Linked DNA regions of Homo sapiens: region 2 is linked to region 1. A link is a loop called in an ENCODE intact Hi-C map of the cell type or tissue named here. Cell type or tissue: CD4-positive, alpha-beta T cell. All regions are shown on one strand. Links, peaks and the distances in the headings refer to the core of each region. The heading gives the core; the rest is flanking DNA. Region 1 overlaps FHIT (fragile histidine triad diadenosine triphosphatase). Region 2 overlaps LOC105377114 (a long non-coding RNA gene).

What was found. A loop is a pair of places that touch in the nucleus more often than their neighbours do. Peaks named below come from ENCODE experiments on the same cell type or tissue, not always from the same donor. Only the 100,000 strongest peaks of a DNase experiment are listed, where the experiment ranks them.
Region 2: it touches region 1 in a loop (6-fold over the local background); 2 of 110 quality-filtered maps call a loop at or near these places.

The regions. Positions count from the first base shown.
Region 1 is chr3:60,571,201-60,574,122 of GRCh38, reverse strand. The region is part of intron 4 of FHIT (fragile histidine triad diadenosine triphosphatase); the gene reads left to right. Among named protein-coding and RNA genes, the nearest start is that of MIR548BB, 45 kb to the left of the region's middle. In CD4-positive, alpha-beta T cell, for the core only: no CTCF peak of the experiment used is centred there; no DNase peak of the experiment used is centred there.
Region 2 is chr3:61,295,620-61,298,541 of GRCh38, reverse strand. All of the region lies in intron 6 of LOC105377114 (a long non-coding RNA gene), which reads left to right. It overlaps LOC105377115 (a long non-coding RNA gene), which reads right to left and starts at 52. Exons shown (of 3, transcript XR_001740726.2): 1 at 1-52. In CD4-positive, alpha-beta T cell, for the core only: no CTCF peak of the experiment used is centred there; no DNase peak of the experiment used is centred there.

The DNA of each region.
Region 1 (2,922 bases), core at 333-2,832:
AGTACATAATACTAACCAGACGTGGTGGCTCCCGTCTGTAATGCCAGCACTTTGGGAGGCTGAGGCGGGTGGATCGCTTGAGGTCAGGAGTTCAAGACCAGCCTGGCCAACATGGTGAAATGCTGTCTCTACTAAAAGTACAAAAATTATCCAGGTGTGGTGGTGCTTGCCTGTAATTCCAGCTACTCAGGAGGCTGAGGCAGGATAATCACTTGAACCTGGGAGGCAGAGGTTATAGTGAGCTGAGATCACGTCACTGCGCCCCAGCCTGGGTGACAGAGCAAGACTCCATCTCGAAAAATAAAAAAAAAAAGTACACAAGACATAAATGAACGCAGAATGAATGATCACCAATAGCAGACTCTTTCGTTTTCTCTGTAGAGGAAGAAATGTCAGAATCCAAATGATGACAGTCATTTGACTCATCACTCTCACCCAGCCTTGAACGGAGGCAGCTGCGCTTCTCTCCCCTTTCCTGAGAGCAGCAGGGAGCTGCATGCCTTTTTTGTCTTCTCCTGCTTCTTAGAGCTGCTCTGGATGCTGCAGGTTCGTTCTCAGTTCAGGAAGGACATGTACGGTTTGTTACTGAGGGGACAGAAGTCCACATTGCAGGCTGTTGGGAAGGGATGAAAGTCCTCTAGAAAGATTTTCACAGCACTTGAGACTCTCCTTTCTATACCCACTACAGTTTTTAGTTTGGAGATCCAAGAGGAGAAAGAATACAGGAGGAGGGGACATTTGTGAGGAAAGCATCTACTTTTTAGCAGAAATTCAAATTCTAAAGGAGATGGGTGCTTCTGCAGAAGAAGGGATGTGTCAGAGGGAAATGGTCTCAAATGTCCCTAGGACACCCTCAGAGGGGACGTTTGATCAGGGAAAGTGCAATATCACACAGTTATGGACAGTGCCCCATGTTGTCCTCATGATTGCATTCCATCCAGGCCTTGCCACTTCTGAGCTCTTTGTGAATGGTTAACCTTCCTGACCCCAGGCTTTCTAGCAAAAAGCCAAGCAGTTCTGGTGAAGAGTCTAAACTTTGGCCTTGGGAAGACCTGGGTGCAGGTCCTGAGCCTGCCACTTAGTAGCTTTGTAACTTGGGATATTTTGTAACTTGGGCCTCAGTTTTATCAAGTGAAATATGGAAATAATAGGAACTACCTTGTAGGGACATCAAGAGGATGAAACGAAATGCTGTATGTTGAGCATTTAGCAGCATGTTGCCTCAGTACAGGGAGGTTGTTGGTGATTAAAGAACTCTGCGAGTTGCTGACCAACTGGTCCCAGGTCTGCTCCCATTACCTCTTTCCTTTTTCCATCTCCCCAGCCAACATTAACCCCTGTGCTAGGCTGTCAAAAGAAATGATGTGATGAATCTGACCCTGTCTCCCATCTAAAGCCTTCTATCCTTTCCATCAATGGACCATATATTTTTTTGTTTTATATTTTAAGACTCAAGATGGCAGAAGTTGTGTAGGGAGTAGGAAAAGAAACCACAGGGTGTGGTTTGCACTGAGAATACTGATGGAATTCACATTGGATACCAGGATGATCTGTAGATAGAGTGTGTGTGTGTCTGTGTGTGTATGCATGTATGTGCATTTGTGTGATCTTTCTGAAAATATTGGCTGTGGATTTTTAGCCATTATGTTATCAACAGTCTCTTTTTTTCCTATCTTATTTGTAAACATGCCTAGGGGCTAGGATGTGATGGACATATTCTATAAACACAATAAATATTATAAAACAGAGTGAATCTAACCTACACATGCTCAGCTTGGAGTAATTAAAAAGAAAGAATTATATATATGAACATTCAAATATTTAGAAGGAATTATAAATATATGTGTGTATGAGTGTGTGTGTGTCTGTGTGTGTATATGCATGCACAGAGAAGAATATCAGTTTCAAAGCAGTCTGTACTGCCTTGATATTGGAGATATTGCATCAACTTTCTGCCCAAATACTAATTGTTAATTTGGTTGATTAGGTCTTGATGGGTAATCTTGTGGTGCTGGTTTCAAGTGACCATAATTTAGAATCTATTGACTCTAAGTTTCTTCAAGTAATGCCTGTTAAATCTTCCCCCCCAAAAAAAAGAAAGAAAGAAAACCTTGGGAAACACTACCTTGATCCAAGCCGTCATTTTATAAATAAAAAGCAATGACCAAAGAAATGATTTTCCTGAGTTTATTGAATGGTGAATCTCATATTCTATTCCTGTGCCATAAATAAAACATAATTATCTTGTACTTGAAGGAAGATGCTATGGAAAGAGAATTCTTCCTCTGATGGACTTCACCTAATAGCTTTTGTTACCTTGCTTTTGGATCTGTTCTGCATTTTGTTTTTCAAAGAACACTCTTTCCAGAGAGGGTGCTTAATAGTATTGCTTATTGTGTAACCATGTAGCTCTATTGTAATGATAATTGTATTTCTTTTGAATCCAAAAGTTTCTCTATTCCCTCTAAAGCCTGCCTTTATTTGCACCCTCCTGACTCTACACTTAGAGAAATGCCCGACTTTTGTTCTTCATCTTGAACATACCCCAGGTGACCTGTCTGGGGACACACTTTTTGCTCCCAGAGCGTATGCAAATTCCTGTTTACTGTAAAATTTTCTCAAATTCTCCTCAGAAGCCTAAAGACTTCTGTATAATCTACTCCTGTAAAAGAAAATTAATTGATATTAATTAATCTTTTTCCCCTGGATGGCAATTTTTTTTCTTGATCTCAGTGTTGGTAATACGTCATTCATTGTTCTTTTTTTTTTTTTTTTTTTTTTTTTTTTGCGATGGAGTCTTGCCCTGTTGCCCAGGCTGGAGTGCAGTGATGCAATCTCAGCTCACTGCCACCTCTGCTTACCAGGTTCAAGTGATTCTCCTGCCTCAGTCTCCCGAGTAGCTGGGATTACAGGCGCACATCA
Region 2 (2,922 bases), core at 96-2,595, 720 kb before region 1:
GGGGGGCCGCTGATGTCAGTCCCAGACTCCAAAGACCCAAGAATCTGGAGTTCTGAGGTACAAGGGCAAGAGAAGAAGGGTGTCTTAGTGAGAGAGAGAGAGGGAGTGCACTCCAGTTCACCTTTCCTTTGCTTTTTTGTTCTATACAAGCCCCTCAACACTGGATAGTGCCCACCCACATTGGATGAAAGTGGTTCTTATTTATTCAGTCCACTGATTTAAATGCCAGTCTCTTCTGGAAACACCGTCACAGACATGGCCTAAAATAATGCTTTATCAGCTATCAGGGTATTCCCTAACCCATCAAGTTGACACCTGAAATTAACCATCAGAGTGTAGAAGTGATACAGAGTTCCCCACCTCTGCCCACCCTCCTAAGCTTTCACCTAGTTCGAGTACAATTGTGAGAACTAGGCATATAGCTTTGCAGGAAAAAGTACAGCAGAGTTAAATTGATGAAGAAGTTCTAATCCCTGGCTGCTTTTCATGCTACAAGTAGATGCAGCAAACTGAAAACTTGCCAATTATCTGAAGGTCTATTGAGATGTTGCAGCTGCATGTGTTTATTTCATAACTGTAGAGTACAACTTGGGAGTGTGTGTGCTGTAAAAAGAGAAGTTGGACATTTTATAATTTTTCAATATCTAATAATTGCACATGAATGTACCTGATTTTCCATTAGCTAAATGGGGTTGCCAAGAAGAACTAATGAATATTGAATGGTTGATTTCTGTCACTTTTTAAAGGTGGGACTGGACATGAAATTATTTCTTTTAATACAGAGACAAAGACAAGTGACTTTAGAATTTAATGAAAGGTGCCAGATTGGAAAGCTCGCTGGTACAGCCTTGCTTCCTCTCCACATGCACTTACAGAAGGTTCTCAATATGGGTTTTACTGACTAATTGATAGCTTAACTGATGACCTGTTAGACACAAAGCTTTAGGATACAAAGCAGGTAAATTATACAGGTTGGCACCAAAGCACCTTATAACATACCCAGCTCTTTCGTTTTGGGTCCTCACAAATGGTAAAAGTGTGAGCTGGGTGTTTTCCTAGTGAAAACGTCATTGATGCACTGTGAAATTCCGATAGTCTTGGAGAGAAGTATTCTGAAATTTCTGGTTTGGCTGTTTTCATGGTAAGACTTAAATATCGGTGTTCACCAACTCTCTTCTTCATTATTGACCATGCCATGCTTTTGTTTTCCTGAAGATGGATTTCTTCCTTAAAATGCATGCAGTGACATTTTTATGTTACCTATACAGACAGGCATTTATTTGCTCCTTTACTTAAAATGATTCTAGAGGCACAGAAGACAATGGGTTTGACACATCTCTACTGGCGATCCCAAGGTGGACAGATGTCCACTGATGACCACAGGTTGAGTTTAAGACCTAGCTTCTTAAAAATGGGACAGCCTACAGTCATTATCTATTGAGTTTCTAAAATTAATTTGAAATGTTGGCTATTAAAGGGACAGAGAATAAATGACTCCTAATGCATTTTAGAGCATAAAATTAGAATGGTGTTGCTTGATTGACAGCAGTCTAATGTTACTAGCAATTATCTGGTTAAAAAAGGGAGGGGGGCATGTTTCTTCGAAGGCACAATCTTCATTTTTGTACTTGGTAAATTATTAACCATTCTATTAGAAAAATAATGAGCTGCAGATTAAATGGCAAAGGCACAGTTAAGGAAAAAATGCCTTTTGATAATTTTGACCTTGGAAATGTGATGGGTTTGGATTAGAAATAGACTAGTTGGTTCCTCATCTTAGGCCTTTTTATTGCAACATAAGGTAGGCCTGGCTGTAAACTCAATACAAGAACAGTAAGTCTATTCTATTGCCTAGAATAAAGGACATTATAAATATACGGGAAATGTCAGAATAAATTTAAGTACCTTCGAGAAGCATCTGCTAAAGGGCTACTGTGGGTAAAATACTGTGCTATGACCTTGAGAACAAAAAGAATATAAGAGCTGGTCATTGCCAATGATGAGTTTACTGTGTGGCTGGGGAAATAAACACAAGTATGTGAATAAGTGCAGTTCTCATGGCTGTAATCCATATGGGTCAAATGAAGTGCTACATTGTATATTAAAGATATTATAATTTGGTAATAATGGTATTTTTAAGGGTATGAATTATGATGATTATTAGTTAAAGGAGTTTAAATGAAAGGAGTAATTGTAGCCAATTAAGAAATATGATAGGAGTGCTTGCAATGAGTACGGCATGTGCTAGCTATTGTTGGAGGGGCAGATGGAGGATACAAAAGTTCTTGCCCCAGTTAGTTTGCAATCTACTATCTTCTGGCAACTCTGTCTCCACCCTCTTTTCAGCTATTTTTTTTTCTCTTGTCATTAAATATTGGAGTTTCTCGAGATTCAGTCCAGAGCCATCTCCTTTTCTGAGTCTTTACTTTCTCCATCTGGAAAATCTCATCCATTCCCATGGCTTCAATAAACAGATGTTTCACAAATTTGCACTTTCAGCCCAGATAGCTCCTCTAGCTCCAGAACTATACACCCAACTGCCTCATTGACATTGCTTCTTGAATGTCTCAAAGGATTAAACACACACACACACACACACACACACACACACACACACACACACACACATGTGCATGCACAAAACTGGGATTGTGATTTAATTTCCTTCCCCTCTTAGTCTCTTTCCAAAGTTTCCTAGCTCAGAAAATCGTCCTAACAATTAGTTGACTGATTCAAGGCAGATGCAAGCCAGAAAAATGGAAGTCATTTCCGATGCTGCCATCCTTCTCACCGTGCTATCCACTTCACTGTTAAGGCCTGGAAGCTTAACCTCCTAAATATCTGGCATAGGTGACCACTTCTCTCCATTGTACACCAGTCTGTGTCCTTTGTTATGTAAGTCCCTTTGTACTTACTCTCATG